Regions from separate parts of the Mus musculus genome. Here region 1 is linked to region 2. Evidence: chromatin loops called from intact Hi-C (ENCODE). Cell type or tissue: left cerebral cortex. All regions are shown on one strand. Links, peaks and the distances in the headings refer to the core of each region. The heading gives the core; the rest is flanking DNA.

What was found. Peaks named below come from ENCODE experiments on the same cell type or tissue, not always from the same donor. Only the 100,000 strongest peaks of a DNase experiment are listed, where the experiment ranks them.
Region 1: it touches region 2 in a loop (2.7-fold over the local background); 7 of 42 quality-filtered maps call a loop at or near these places.

What each region holds. Positions count from the first base shown.
Region 1 is chrX:140,928,452-140,936,786 of GRCm38, reverse strand. It overlaps Vsig1 (V-set and immunoglobulin domain containing 1), which reads right to left. Exons shown (of 8, transcript NM_001359143.1): 5 at 4,167-4,322; 6 at 3,661-3,780; 7 at 382-520. Among named protein-coding and RNA genes, the nearest start is that of Psmd10, 24 kb to the left of the region's middle. In left cerebral cortex, for the core only: a CTCF peak has its summit at 4,494 (motif pointing right); DNase peaks (open chromatin) are centred at 684 and 4,502.
Region 2 is chrX:140,500,802-140,509,136 of GRCm38, reverse strand. No RefSeq gene overlaps it. Among named protein-coding and RNA genes, the nearest start is that of Gm39538, 29 kb to the left of the region's middle. In left cerebral cortex, for the core only: a CTCF peak has its summit at 5,088 (motif pointing left); DNase peaks (open chromatin) are centred at 1,300, 3,181 and 5,035.

The DNA of each region.
Region 1 (8,335 bases), core at 28-8,027, 430 kb before region 2:
TTCCCTGCGCCCTATGTACTTCTGCTTTTGTAGGTCTCCTGTTATAGTAAAATATTCACAATTGTGTCTATGATTGTGTTGGTATAAAAGTAAACATGTTAATATTACATCCTAAAACATTGTCTCTGACCTAAAAGGACTTTTTGTGATGAGTAAATTAGTTGATATCCGTACTTAGAACAGAGTCCAGCACACAGGGCTCAATAAACAGGCACCATCGTGCTTAAGGTACAAACAGTGAGAACAAGCAGATAGTTAACCTTGATAGGTCATGCTGAAAGGGGCACTTAGGGGGAGGTTAGCGGAAGCTCCATCCCAGGAATGCTTGCATTCAGGTTAAGACAACAATGGAGATGTGGCTGGAAGTCAAAAGGGGCTTACTCAAGTTCTGTGCTGGAATTTAAATTCTTCTGCTGCTTGGATTTAACTTTGTTCCTGGCAAAGTACACCACACAGATGATAACAGCAGCTCCTATCAGGGCACCGACCAAAGCTCCGATGATGATCCCAACTTCTGGATCTGGAGGGCACAGATAGATAGTAGGGAAATCAGAGCACATCTCCTTCTGACATGCATGCATTTGAGACTGGTGAGAACTACCTGGAAGATTCACAGAGCAAGAAAGTGACAGGCAGAGGTAGAGGTTAAAGAAATCCCCAGAATTCTGCTACTTAGGTTCCTGGTGATGGAAGAAGGGGCTGTGTAGTTTCACGTTGACATGTGTACAAGGGAAGAAAGCCATGGCCACTTGGCAGGCAGGTTTGTTTTTAGAGCAGTATTTAGGGAACAAAGTTTCCAGTGTACCATTTATGTGACCAGAGATATGTCATGGCAATCTGGTAACCAGAAACATGGTCTGTTACGGGAAAGAACATTGAAATAATCAGCGTTTCCAGGGCTAAGCGAAATCGAAGAGCTTCCCTAAAAAGCTTCTCTACACACTCCTTGCTCCTGAAGAGGCTGCCTGGGAAATGCTATGCCATCTGGATAAACAAGCCTCTGCTTTACTACATCAGTCTATGGAAAAGTTTAATGAGTATGAGACAATCCAGCTGAGCACCAGACCTTCAAGCCCAGAGGTGTTGTCCCTGACAGAACATGTCTGGTTCACAGACCAGACCATCCCTGTCGATTTCCCCTTAAGTAAGGGGCAGCAGTTTATATTTTGGAATGAAGAATAAAGTTTGTATTAAAAGTCCTTCAACTTCTTATAAATAAAGGAATCCATGTAGCCAGTCACAGCAGTGCAAGCTTGTGATCCTAGCACTCAAAAGACTGAGGCAGGAAAATCCTGAGTTCGAAACCAGCCTGGGCTATACACATAGAAAGACCTGTCTCAGAAATGCTAAGTGGAACAGCTATGTCACCAGCGCTCAGGGAACACTGCAGAAGAGGGGGTGGGAAGAGTGTTAAGAGACAGGATGGGGAGCTAAGGAGCAAAAAGATGTCTTCCAGATGTGACATAGCTACTGCACTCATGAACTCCCTGCAGCTGTGGTTATCTGCACAATAATCAAACAAGACTGAGCCCTTTACATTTCATCATGGGTGAATGAAAGACCCATGAGGCTCAACCCTTCCCTGGGAAACTACTGACAATCAGCAGTTGTTGGAGGAAAGAATGTCATTTGACTTCAGTGGCATACCCACTGATAAACTGAGGTTGCTCACGTAAATCATCTTCCACCAATGCTTAGGCAAGACACTCTAATTAAACTCAATAGGCCGCACACCTAAAGAAGACATCAAGGGAGAAGAGGGACGTGTTGGGAAAATGAATTCTAGTGGGAGAGAGAGGCGGTGAGAGAGGGGCACAGGGATGTGTGAAATTCATTATATAAATGGGTGAAAGTATAAGACAATAAAAATAAAAAAGGAACACACATGAATAATTTTAAATTTTAGATGACTCTAAACTTTTAATAAAACAACATTCTCTTCACCCACTCTGACCACTCTTGATATTTTCCAAAGCTGCTCTTGCCTCCATATTTCTATTATGCTTGCTCTCAGATGGCCTGCCTTTCTCCAACATTCATTATTCCTTTCTGAATTTCTATGCTCTCTTCATCTCCCACTGCATTCTCCTAATACAATTACAGCACAATTTTAATTAAATATTCAATTTATGAAAATTAAATACTGTTCACAACTCGGGAAACACCCGTACTATAATTCTTTGTTGGACAACATTTTAAAATGTCTCCCCCATTTTACAGAAACAATAGCCTTTGTTAGTACCTTTAAGTGCCAGCTCAGCTGCTCCAGATCTGTAGCCCTAAGTGTTCCCTTTTTTTTTTTTTTTTTTTTTTTGGTGTCCTATATATTCTGTGTAGACCTACCCTCTAGCATTTAGTACATAGAGTCTTTGTTTGCCCTCTAACTGAATGATGAGCTCCTTGAGTGAAAGACCTATTTTTTCTTAACCTCAGGCTCTTCATCAATTATGACCATCTATAGTAGATATCTAACAGGTGACTGAGAAGGAAGAGAGGGAAGTGGGCAGAGAAAGGAAAGGAGGCAAGAAGGAAGAGGAAAGGAAAGGAAGGGAGGGAGGGAGGGAGGGAGGGAGGGAGGGAGGGAGGGAGGGAGGGAGGCCAGGCAAATGCTGCAAAGAAGACTAGAGTACTAATCTTAAGTGGCCAAACATCTGCAAGGTGACTCTGGCTGTAGAAGGGCAGACAACAAATTGAGTGAGAAGTACTGAAAGACAACGGGGATGAAAGAGCTGAAAGTGAGAATGGAGGACAGACAACAAGGCTCTAGGAGTTATCAAGTGATCCCAAAGAGGCTTGACAAGACATCCCTCAGAAGGTTTTGTCCCAGAATTTGGCTTAATCTGTCAGTACCAGGGCTTAAGAGCCTGGATATCAGAGAGTAAATGAAGAGGAAGAGAGTTAGAGGCATCTCAGCTGTCATATAACGGGTGAAATAGAAGCTCACCAGAATTCTGATGTGCACTTTCTGATGGTAAAAACACACTGAACATTTTTCTCATACCTTGTTGCCTAGTTGTAATTCTTCTGAGACTTGTCTGTACAAAACATCTACCTATTTATTGATTGGATTATCCCTGGATTTTTTTTAAAGCTCTTCATATATTCTGGGTATCAATCCTCAATGGGCTAAATGGCTGGACAACATTTCTTTCCATTCTCTAGGCTGCACCTTATTTCAGTTCGTTATTTTCTGTACTGTACAAAAGCTTTTAAATTTTATACAAGAGCAAGTTCATTTATCTGTTCTTGCTATTATTTCCTAGGCTGCCGAAATCCTTGTCAGAAAGTGCTGCTTGCGCCTTATCTTCAAGTATTTCCCTGAGTTTTCTAGCAGCTGATCTTAAGCAGGAAGTCTGTAAGCTGTAAATTTGACAAAGATAACCAAAATGTTACATAAGAAAGAACATCCTAGACTGTTAGTAACACCACTGTTTTTATTTATCACACAAGAATGCCTACTTTCTAATGATTGTGATGCTTAAGTGAAGGATTTAGTGAAGATATTATGTAGATACTAGAGACTGGGATGGCCATTCATCATATCACCTTACCACTAAAGCACAGAAATCCCCAGGGAGGCGAGAAAGACTAGAGAGAGCTCCTAGTAAATGTGCTTGACTGACTCAAGGATAAAATACGGAAGCCATATGGTCAACTCACGTGAAGACGTTAAGTCAATTTCACAGGAACTATTGCCAAGACTGTTGATGGCAGTACACTGGTAATAACCTTGTTCAAAATTTGTTAGATTTCCAATAACTAAAACTCCAGTGGCCGTGTCTGTCAAAACCAAGAAACAGATGTTTAAGATCTCTTGTCATCTCAGTTTACATTGCTTAACTCCAACCTCCTTTCTTACATCGGGCCTCTCCTGATGGATAAGATCCAACTAAGTCTCTTGACATACTCTAAAAGTAGCCCAACAACACAGACCCTCCCCACTGACTACCTCTCAGATGAATTCCGCATTCAGAGAAATAGACATGCCACAATCATCATGTTAGGAGACAGGCATCATTTTAAGCACACCGCTAACCCACATACACACAAACACATACACACAGTGACATTAGGGGAAGAAATGTTTGAGCTCTTCAGACGAGCAGCGGACAGCACACACACCCAAACACCAGTCCAATCCAGAAGTTCTGAAAGAAACTACTCACTGAAACTTTCTTTTACTGGCACAATGGTGTTCCCCTCAATCTTATACCAGTAATACAAAGGAGACGGTGTTCCAAAGGCAGAAAGGCAAGACAAGGAAATAGGATGGCCTGCTTCTGGTCTTCCTTGGATGGTACAAAAGGGCTTGGAAGGTTTGACTGTAAGGCAAAGTCAAAGATTAAGATTCCTGCAAGAAAATGACAGTCCGTGACCATTGCAGTCACTTTCTCGCTTTTATGTCACAAACCAACAGAAGGTACATTTATTTATTCTGTTCAGTTTAGTCTTTAAAAAGGGTTTTTGGGGGGGGACAGTTTTCTAATTGTACCACCAGATGGGAGTAGAGCACTTCAGCTGCAAGGGCCATCTAGTCAGGAGCCCATTAAGATTCAAATAGTGTCTCTTCTGTCTGCTGCTTCCCCGGATTTATAACCATGCATTTCCTCATTGTATCCTAAAATATGCCTTTATTAAAACAGCCAAATGTAAGCAAACTCTGAGTAGAAACATAGCTTATGTTTTAAAAGCAGTCTTAACTGAAAACAGAGCCCTTTTGAGAAAATAAATTTTAAAATATTCCATCAACATTACATTCTCTATTCCTTTGTGAGGCACTTTTTCATGTATTCTCCTATAGGTGACCCAAACCTGCTGGGAGGTTTTGAATTTGTCTGTGTTTCTCCTCAGCAGAAGCCCATTTTGCATATGTGCTATACAATGCTGCAATCTTTCTGTCACTCAGCAAGCACTTAGCTATGTGCCTGCTATCTGTCTAGAACTGAACTAGGCATTGAAGATTCTAAGTTGATCACAGTTTTGAAATGGGGTTGAGGATCATGGGAGATGAGGTTACAGAACATTGCGGGCCTGCACCTCTGTATTATATGTGTTTTGCACTGGCAACAGTGAGACCATGGAAGGAGTTTAAGAAAGGTAGGAGTTCTCAGATATTAAGGGTTCCTGAGCCAAGTGAAACGCCATTCAAGAGGTATTAAGAAAATGGAGTCAAGAGGAGCTAGTGGCCAGCCAGTTACAGAGGATGACAAAGAAGGGAAGAGCTATGGTTAGTTCCAGGCTTCTGCCCCTGGGTCCCTGATCAGTGCTTCTGCTGAAGATAAAGAATTCAGGTGGAAGAATAAGTTTTAGAGGAAGGGATGAGAAAGAAGAGTGACACTGCAGGCTGTTTGCTACATGCTGACTTATTTATGTCAGCTATTGATGACAGCACTTGGATCGAGATGTTCTATAGACAGCTGGGAGTCACAATCTTCACATCCTCCTTACTTTGTGTCACTCACTCGGTCCCAAATGAAATGCACAGATAATGATCGTAAATTCTACACATTCCAATTAGCATTCATCCTTTGTTTTATGTTTGGTCAGTTAGTTGGTTGGTTGGTTTGTGGGTCTTTTGAGGCAAGGTCTCATGTAGCCTAAGATCACTTTGCTATGTGGCTGAAGATAAACCTTCAATTCATGATCATCTGGCCTCTACCTCTCAAGTGCTAGAATTGCAGACATATGTCACCATACCTAGCTCTTCTTCCTTATCTTAAATTAGATTATAAAAACTATCCTTCTAACGGTTAGAAGGACTCAAACTTCTGAAATTTACATTTTAAATGCTTCAGACTATTCATGCCTTTTGTTCTCGTTGGACACAGGATCACAGAGCTAGATTCAATACCCACAGTTTATTGTTCAAATTTCTCTGTTCTGATACAGAGGCTATAACATTTGGACCATTTTTTAAAACATATTAAGTCTAGTCATAGTTAAATGATGTGGTTAAATGGCCTACATTAATGCAGGTAAATCAAGTTTTTCCCATCTCAGAAAGCCAACTCTGCAACTTTACATGATAGATATTTGGGCAAGTTGCTTAATTGAAACTAAACCTCAGTTTGACTCATCTATAAAATATAAATAAGAAGCAGTCTAAGTTCTAGCTAGTGAAGTGAAATACCATAAACAGGTACTTGTACATGGAATTGGTGATGGCTGTGGATTAGACTAATTTTTGCTATTGAAATCAATCTTTTATAAGCTTCTGGTCTGGTAAGTTGTCTCAGACTTAAACCCTTGTTACACACAAAGAAGACAGATGTGTATAAACACAACTCTTCACACTGCTTCACTAGTCTTTGAAAACTACTCTTTTAGAATATTTTCTATTTATATTTCATTCTTCTCTTCCATAACAATGGCTTTCTGAGATAAGAAAAATTTGATTTACCTTAACCTAGGCCATTTAACCCTATCGTTCAACTATGATGAGGCTTAGTGTCTTAAAAAAATAGCCCCTGTATTAGAGCAAAGCAATCTGAACAATAAAATGTGGGTATTTCAACATTAAAAAGCCAGGCACTAGGACTAAATTATAGACAGCAACCTAGAATAACTGGCACTTGTTCATTGATCCCAAATTCAAACCCAGTTTAGGCCTCTTCTTTTCTCCTTCTATCTCTCTCTTTTTATTATTAACAAAACACTAGGTGACTCATTTTGAGACAAGTTGTAAACCTATATATCTTCTAAAACTACTGAATCAGAATTGAGCTGACATTTCATCCAGTTAAAGTCCCCCAAAGAGCTAGAATGTTTTATTGACAAAGCCATTGATCTACCCTTTGGCTTTATTGCTTTCATCAGAATTGGGATGGAAGGAAAAGGTTCATCTCAAAAGAAAAATGAAAGTGCTTCCATGTGTTCACAAAGCTCCTCTAAATTAATAATTTTCACGTGGCAAACTGCAGAATGGAGATGGTGTTCATCCCAAATGTACACATAATAATTATTCTGAGTTGATCTGGGAATTTTTCAGAGATTGATTTTCCAAAGTTGTCATAACTAATGGAAATCTCTTAAAGGAATGACCATCCACCAAACCACCTGCTTCTTTGTTCATGTCTGCTTTCTTTATGTGAATTGTAACCTGCCACTCCAGCCTGTGCTCTGCTGGACACACTCTTGTGTCCTTCCTAGGCCAGCACAAAAGTCTCTTCCTCTGATAAGCCTTCTCTAGCTCCCCTTCTGAAGTTACTCCCCACCCCACCCCTGTGCCACCACAGCTCTCCCTTCAAAACACCCATTGAAAGCTTTTTTGCAATCTGTCTCTTTCACTGGATTGGATTTCTGGAGGACGGCGACCCTATCTTTGACATCTTACTATTTCCATTGCTTAGAACAATAACTGAAACATGTTCTCAGGCTTTTAGAAATTCATGAATGCAAAGTAAATACACAGAATTTATAGCCATGTTGGGCAAGAAATGTCCCTCAAAGATGCATTGCTACACTATACCTACTGTCACAGCTGTTTACCAATGAACATATATACATTATGGGTATAGTCTAACATTTTGCATAACATACACAAGGGTGTAGTGTAACATTTAGAAAGGAGACCACAAATGGCACTATTAGGTGACAAGAAGGGATGGAATGCAGGCAATCTCCAAATCTCTCACATGAATCTCTAAAGAGAATATAAAGCTAACTACTTTCCTAGGTTCAACTCTCCTAGATATTTTTCTTTTTTGTACCAAATCAAGTTCATAATAATATAAATGACAGTGATAGGAGAAAGGCCTAAGCAAAGCCCCCTGGGTTTAGCATGGTCATTCTAACTTGAGTTTTCACTGGGCTTGGGCCTGGGCAAGTGTTTGTATGAATGGTTACCATAATCTACATATGTGGCACTTCTATTTGTGAGTTCATTATAATAAAGAGGTTTTTTTTTAATGTAGTGCTATAAAGAGCCATCTTCAATGGAGTATCATTAATTCTCCTGCCCAGCTGGTCTCTCTGACTCACCCATCTCTACTTCACCCAGGCCCAGTCAGGGTGTTGTTCATATGCAATGGGATTTGAGAACTGCAAACCAATTTTGAAATTTTAGAGATAATTTACTATCACTACTTCTGGAAGGTTGAAAATCATAGGATAATTTTTATTAATAAATATACAATATTTTACTGTTTTTAGATAAGGAAATCTTTAGATTGTTCAGCATCTTCAGTTTATGGATTCTGGCTGCTTCTAGAAAATAATGACAAAGTCATAGTAACGACCCACAGACTCATAGGGCAACAAACCAACCAAAATCTAGCTTAAGGTAGCCTTAGCTTGTGGAAATTCACTGGGAATCCTCTGAACTTCAAATTTAAGA
Region 2 (8,335 bases), core at 331-8,330:
TTTTTTCATTAGTTACTTTTTTTTTCACTCCATATTTTATTCCCCACCCACCCACCCACCCTCCGACTGCTTCACATCCCACACCTGCTCCCCACTCCACCCCTTCTCCACGTGAATGCCTCCCCGCCACCTGACCTCTAAACTCCCTGGGGCCTCCAGTCTCTTGAGGGTTAGGTGCATCATCTCTGAATGAACACAGACCTGACAGTCCTCTACTGCATGTGTGCTGGGGGCCTCATATCAGCTGGTGTATGCTGTATGTTTGGTGGTCCAGTGTTTGAGATATCTCGGGGGTCCTCCTACAGGGTTGCCCTTCTCCTCAGCTTCTTTCAGCTTTTCCCTAATTCAACCACAAGGGTCAGATGCGTCTGTCCATTGGTTGGGTACAAATATCTGCATCTGATTCTTTCAGCTGCTTGTTGGGTCTTTCAGAGGGCAGCCATGCTAGGTCCCTTTTTGTGAGTGTTCCATAGCCTCAGTAATAGTGTCAGGCCTTACTCTTCCACAGTTATTTCTCTGTTATGACCAGCTAGCAGCCAAGGGCCCAGAGGGTCTGGGCTACTGGAGCTTTTAATCATTATGACAATTTTGCCGCTTTATGGGGGCATTCCTAACTGACACGGCAGTTGGCAAGTTCTGATGATCACTGGGTGCCCTTCAGTGCCCACCCAAGTCCTTCCTCTCCAGACACACACACACACACACACAATCTTACAGATGGATAGATAAAAGGTCTCACTATATACACCAAGCTGGCTTCAAATTGACAAGCCTCCTGTTTCAGCCTTCCAAATGCTGGGACTGCAGGCATGCACCACTACATTTAGGTACAATTGTTACCAGAGTTTTCAGGGTGAATGCTCAAACCCTAGCAGGCCCAACAAACTAGTCACAGCCATTATCCTCCTGAAGTGTCAACTCAAGAGAGAAAACAGTCAAAACCAGAGACAGGAGATTTATTCAGTATAGCCACACCAGGAAAGAGGAACAAATACAGGGGTCGGGTGACCTCACAAGTCTGTCTTCAGGGTCCTGACAAGAAGTTTATATTTTCAGCAGAGAGCAACAGGCAACTATGCAATTCCAGGCAAGGTGTGGTCCTGCCCACTGTTGACCCACAAATTGTCTGGGCTCCCTACAAGGTGGTCTGACAAGTTGTGGCCACTCTGTGAACCCTCTTCTTTCCTCCTCTGGCTGGCAACAGGCCTCAGACCTTCCTGTCTCTACAATGTCTCTTCTTCTGCCAGGGCAGTTACAAAATCTTCCGCTTTTTAAAAGGTGGCCAACTAGTTCAAAAATTGGGGACACACTGTTCAAGCCAAACAAAACCTGCCTGAAGGCTAGTTTCAGCCTCTTCCATGGCAGTTGGCAAGTTCTGATGATCACTGGGTGCCCTTCAGTGCCCACCCGAGCCCTTCCTCTCCAGCCATATTTGCTTCCCTGTTCTGGTTGCCAGGGATGTCAGAAAAGAACACTGCTTAGCAACCTCCTCCTACAATCCTCTCACATCTTAGTTTTCTTTTCCAAAGACATACATTTGTTGAGGACCTACTATATATGCACTTGAGGACCTACTATGTGTGCACTTGGTGCTTTATGTCTTCAGTGTCATGTAAATGTTAATAATAACTATGGTGAGTCCAGGTATTGTGGCTCACACCTTTCAAAATCCCAGTGCTCAGGAGGCAGAGGTAGAGGCATGGGGGTGGATCTCTTGTGAGTTTGAGGCCAGCCTAATCTACATAGTGAGTTTCAGACCAATCAGTTAACATAGTTGAGACCCTGTCTTAAGAAAAACCAACATCTATCTGGGGTGGTGGTGGTGCATGCCTTTAATCGTAGCACTCAAGAGGCAGAAGCAGGCTGATCTCCAAGTTTGAGACCAGCCTGGTCTACAGAGAGAGTTCCAGGACAGCCAGGGCTCTGCAGGAGAAGCCCCCTCTTGAAAAACCAAAGATGAAAAGAAAGAAAGAAAGAAAGAAAGAAAGAAAGAAAGAAAGAAAGAAAGAAAGAAAGAAAGAAAGAAAGAATAGCACCATTGTCTTTATAGGAATCTTCATTATGGTAGTTAGATAGTAGTATCATCTCAGCTTTAAAGACAAAGAAACTAGAGCTCAAAGCAGTTGAGTAACTTTGCTGCTGTTGTGCAATCACTAGGTGACATAGGCTGGGCTCAGTTTGCCTTACCACCCTGCCTTCACTTCCAATCTTTGCAGAGGCTTTATCTTTCTTCCTAATCTTAACCTGTCTGTTTTCCCATATTCTGAACATAGTTCTCTCTCCTGAAGACTAAACTGTCTTCAAGCATGAGTTCATCAAAGCAAGGACCAACGGTGGCTGGGGGAAGTCTCAGACACCCAGGTTTGTTTCCCCACACTCAAGCTTGTCAAATATGTGGCCTCCCATTTGGTGTGGACAATGTGGTCCACATCAGTGAACTGTGCTGTATTTTTGAAGCTGATTCCGATTCAGTTGTGGTGAGTGCTCTCATTATGTGGTGTTTCCCTTGTTTGTTTGCATTGAGCCGGATGATTGTGCTGTTAGGTTTTGTCACTACAGAATCTCTTGCATTAGTCCCCACTGAATTAGTCCCCTGGTTTCCACAGGACCTCCCTCGGACCCGTCCAACTGGAAGTTGTTCCTACCTCGTGTGGACTTGGCCCCCTTACAACCTAATTTCCAAGTCACATTGGGATTGGATAAACGGTTTCCACCCTCCCCAAAGGTCCCAACTGGTGCCCTCTCTTCACTGCACTGGAAACCCCACTTATGCCTCCTGGGAGATGATGGGGGCAAGTGAAGAGAAGCAGTCTTGGTTCCCCTAGTTTGGGGTTATTGGCAAACCTGGCAGTACCTTGGGTGTCTGCACAGTGGCTTAGGCTGGAAGCTCTCTTAGGCCAGTCCCAAAGCTAATCTGGTCCCAGGAGGGTGTCAGAGGACCTTGGACCTCTTCTCCAATCAGAGGCATCTCTGGTCTTGGCAGACCCTTTGGCAGGCTGTCCTTTGACTAAGTCTAGCCCTTTGGGATATCCCATTGTTTGAGTACTAAGGAATCCCAAGCCGGTTGCTAGGCAAGTCACTCAAACAATGTAGTGTGACAGTTCCCCAGTCCACCCCCGGGGCCTCCCCAAGCCACAAGGGTGTGGTTTGAAGTCTGGGTACATTCTGTACCCTAGTCCCGGGGCGGGTTTGTGGTTGCTGGTGCTGTGCAGTGGAGCTCCGCCCATGCCTTTCCTCTCGAGCCACAAAAACAAGCTTAGGCACTGCGAACTGGGAGGAATTGAAACAGACCTTGTTACTGTACAGCTGGCACCTAAGGCTGAAAGGTGGAGCCACACCTCCCCCCTCCCCCAAGGTGTTCCTTGAGTCAAAGGTCAAGTGTGCCAAAAGCTCCCAGGTGTTGGCTCTTTCCCTCCCTTCTCCTGCTTTCTTGCACGACTCCGACTCCCTGAGATACAGGGTGTGGCTCAAGGGCGAGGGTGCCAGGCTGCCATTGTCCCACAAGTTCCCAAACACGATTTCCCTTTCTGGGCCGGTTTTCAGTTTCTCCACGTTCCTCGGCTAGGTTTCTGGCCTGCATGCTTCCACAGTTATTTCCCTGTTATGACCTACTGGAGCTTTTAATCATTATGACGATTTTGCCGCTTTATGGGGGCATTCCTAGCTAACATATTTCACACTGTGGTTGGCACTTCACATTATCTTTTATAAACTGCACAATTCTTAGATTCAAAAAAGACATTCATTTTATGCGTGTGGGTGATGTGCCTGTATGAGTGTATATGTACTGTGTGTATGCCTATTACCCATGGAGGCTAGGAGAGGGTCCTAAGGATGCAGGGGCCCTTACATCCCCTAGAATTGGAGTTATCTTTGGTTGTAAACTACCATGCAGGTGCTGGGAATTGAACCAGGGTCCTCTGAAAGAGCAACAAACGTGCTGAACTGCTGAGCCATCTGCTCAGCCCTTAGATTTTTTTTTTCTTATTTGAAACAGGGTCTTATGGAGCCTGGACTAAGCCACAAAACCCCTGTGTATTTAATAACCCTGACCTGATCCTCCTCCCAAGTCCTGGGATTGCAGGCGCGCACCCCCATACCCAATTTATGTGGTGCTATAGAGTGAATGCAGAACGTGTTGTATGCTAGGCAAACACTCGGCCAACTGAGCTACGTTTGCAGCTTCTAGTGTTTGATTTGTTTGGTTTTTGTTTCTCTTGAGATAAGGTCTTACCTATTCCATACTGACCTTGAACTCACTATGTAGCTCAAAATGACTTTGAAATTCTGATCCTCCTGCCTCTACCTACCAAGTGCTGGGATTATTTCTTCACACCACCATGTCCAGTTTAGATTGTGTAGGGACTGAACCCTGCACTTTGTGCATCCTAGGGAAACTACCAACCGAGTCACACCCATAGCCCTTCTTTTAGATTTGTGACTCCAAATTGTGCTGTGTAGAATTTTGCTATGTAGCCCATTCTAACTCCTGGCAATCCTTCTGCCTGGCCTCCTGACCACTGTGATTGTGGGCTGGGGTCATGGGCCAGCTTATAAAACAATTTTGAGATAGCAGGAATTTTGAATTCCTCCGACGGGAACTGTTATTAACCCCATTTTGCAGACAAGGAAACAGAGAGATAGAGGAATACAGAATCCAAGACCATTCACTCAAAATCCCTATGTATTTAATAACCCTGGCCCGATTCTCCTCCCAAGTAGACTTCTGCCTCCTATGGTAGAATCAGGATTTGAACGTGTCTGCTGCTCAAGTACACGACCTTTTCTTCAGTTCTGGACTGCCTTCCTCCTCCCTTCAGGCCAACCTCTTTGCAGTGTTCAGTGGGGGAATACAAGGCCTCAGAGAGAAGAGCACTCACTAGAGAGAAGCTAGAAGTAAATTTGCTTTTTTACAGGGATTCCCCAGGACTCCCTGGGAGCTTGGCCACGCCCAACAATTTTAGCTCAACTGACTAGCTTTACTAAGTTGCAGGCACAGGGCACACAGTGAGGGGGTGGGGTAAGGAAGAGGTTGGGGGCGGGGGAGCGCTCACGGTTCCGGAGCTCTCTTGCGCCCTCTTCAGGTAATTTCTGCTTATTGCCGTTTTTAGCCAAGTCACAAGTTTCTTGCCATCTAATGGTGTCATCTAATGGCTGTCCTGGAATTTGCTATGTAGACCAGGCTGGCCTTGAATTCAAAGCATTAGAGAGATCTTGCCTCTGCTTCCTGAGAGCAGGGATTAAGAATATGCACCACGCCGAGCAGTGGTGGCGCACGCCTTTGATCCCAGCACTTGGGAGGCAGAGGCGGGTGGATTTCTGAGTTCGAAGCCAGTCTGGTCTACAGAGTGAGTTCCAGGACAGCCAGGGCTACACAGAGAAACCCTGTCTCAAAAACAAAACAAAACAAACAAACAAACAAATAAACAAAAAGAATATGCACCACCACCATGGCCAGGTGATGTGCATAGGTTTAAAGGCAAATGCTATGCCAAATTTATAAGACTTGAGCATCCTCAGGTGTAGTCCCACAGTCATGCCACCATTACCACCATCCATCATTAGGATGCATCTTACAAAACTAAAAGTATGTATTCTAAAGAATATTTTCCCATAGCCCTCCCCAGCCCCTGTAACTACTACTGTATGCTCTGTCTCTACGGATTTGACAACTCTAGATATCATGTATTACTGGATTCATGCAGTAGTTTTCCTTTGGTGTCTGGCATATTTTACATAGCATAGTCTGCATGGCTCATTTATGTTGTTCATATGTCAAAACTTCCTTGCTTTTAAAGGCTGAGTGATATGCCATTGCATGGTAATACTGTGTGCAGTTTGCCCTTCCATCTATTATTGGTGACCTTTTTGTCACTCTGAGGCTGTTGTGAAAAGCGCTGGTGTACGAGTCTATGTCCAAGTGTCTGATTTCAATTGTTTCAGGTTTAGCCCTAGGAATGTAATGGCGGAGCCACTGAAACCCCCCTAGAGGCTTGGTCTTCACAGTTTTCTACTTAAACTTGGCCTTACCTTCATTTGTCTGGCAGCACTTCTACACAGAGCGCCTCCCTTTGTCCTATCCTTTCACTTTCCATTGCCAGTGATCCCCAGAATCAACCAGCCAGGGAGTATTTCCGGGCTTCACCATTCATGTTTCTGCTGTGTGTATTCTGGTCACATCCTCTCCCCTGGAAGATGGTGTCATACCTGGTTGCTGTCGTTGTTGGTTCTCCAATGGGAGACAGTGTGCTGCAATCATGGGGCACATGAACTCTAGCTAAACTATCAGGACACGCCCCCCATCCCCACCCCAGTCCCTGGATCCTGCTTCCCTTTTTGTGTATGGCCAGGCAAGTCCACATGATTTGGTCAGGACTCAGTTTCTCCGTTGGTAAAATGAGAATGATAATCAAGGCACCTAGCCTAAGCAGCTGTGAGGACTAAATGACAAGCATGGGGACATCAGTGAAGGGTCTGGTGCAGAACAAACTGTAAAGAAATGGGAACGGATATCTATCTATCTGTAAGTTCTGCTTGATGTCTGACGAAACTCATGAAGGTGATCCCAGCAGCCATTTCAGTAGCTGTTCCAGGGGGAACTGAGGTTGAATATGTGACCTTATTTCTCTACTGCCCACCCTAGTACTGATGGCCTTCCTAGGACAACTCCTCTCCCACCGGGGAGCGAAACAGTTTGGTGAAGCTAGTGTAAACAGAACAAAGAACATATAGACTTTGGTCTGCTCCCGCGTGCAGCCAGTACACTGCAGTACAATATAGTTGCATTCCATAACTTGGTGGTACTGTTGGGTTCCCATTAAGGGCCAAACTTGACTCTAGAAAGCTGCCTGCAGCAGCTGGCTCTGAGAAACCTCCCTTTCCACTCAGGAACCTGTCACAGAGGGGGTACATTGTTTATGCTAGGAAACAAGAAACTAGACACAGCGTATTTCGTGCTTATCTTTACAGATAGCCATATCTAGTTCGTGTGTCCTGTTGGTTACAATGCCATATTAATAGTGTCTATTAATAGTGTCAAGACCATCTTGCTTCAGTCTTACTGGGCTATTCTCCAAGCATTGATTGGGCACCTGTTACGAACTAGGCTCTGTGAGACACAGAGATAAGCAAAATAAGATGGCTGCCCTTGAGGCATCCAGATGAAGATAATGAGATAGTCTGCAGGCTCCACCCCCACCCCCACTTCCACCCCCATTCCCCAGTGCCCACAAATCCTCCTGGAGGAGTCAAGGAAGACTTTCAAGGCTTGTTTTGGCTTTTATGGTCATGATATGGGACTGAAGGCTTGACAGGGAGGGAACAGGAAGTTTATGGACTAAAGGCTAAAACTGGTGTCGGAGGAGCTTGGTTAAGGGAGACGCTGGGGGATGGCTGCAGCTGCCGCCTAGGGAGAGCAGTGAGGTGGTTTAGCAGACACCATGCAGCCAAGAAGGGAGGCCCAGAGCACCAGAGAAAGATCCTTGTTATTGTTTCCTCTGTTTTGTAAGAGTTTGAAACAGGTCTTGCAGTTTTTCAGCTGTGTTTCCGCCCCCGCCCCCCCAGCTCTCCAGCTCAACAGAGCTGCCTCTGGGGAGCTCCTCTAGTAGCTGCTGGTAGTGAGAATGGAGGAAGGGGCAAGCAGAGGGCAAGGGAGAGCACAAAGAAGGCTGCAGGAGCTTCAGCTTGTTTTGTCTGTGTCTATAAATTTGGTCTTTTGAAAACCTAAAACTTGGATTGTTTAAAACACCCTGTCTTTACATAGGTTTGAGAATGAAATATTCTGTTGGGGCTATAGCTAAATAGTAGAGCACATGCCTCCTATTCCTGAGGCTCTGGGGTCAGTCTCCAGTACTGCAAAATGCAACACAATAAAACACAATGAAAATACACAGAAAATGACTGCGGGAGGCAACGGGTGCACACTAAAGGATTTGGAGTGGGGGAGTTGACATTATTTTGTGCATATGACTGACACATGAAGATTAGACAGAGACCGAGGAGTTAGCTCAGCATTTAAGAGTACCTGTTGCTCTCAAAGAGGACCTAGGTTTGACTCCTAGGACCCACATGTTGACTCGCAATGGGTTGTAACTCTCCAGTTCCAGGAGGATCTGACATCTTCTTCCGACCATTGCCAGCAGCAGGTACCCACACGGTACCCAGCGATACATACATGCAGGCAAAACACTCATCTGTGTAAGATAAGAAAACAAATCTAAATTTACAAATTCAAAACCTCAGTTTTAAAACAGAAGGATGTAGAAAAATCAACTGGAAGTCTAGGAAAAAGAAGATGGGGGCTTAGGTAGAAAAGCTGCTACCATGCTGTGAACTG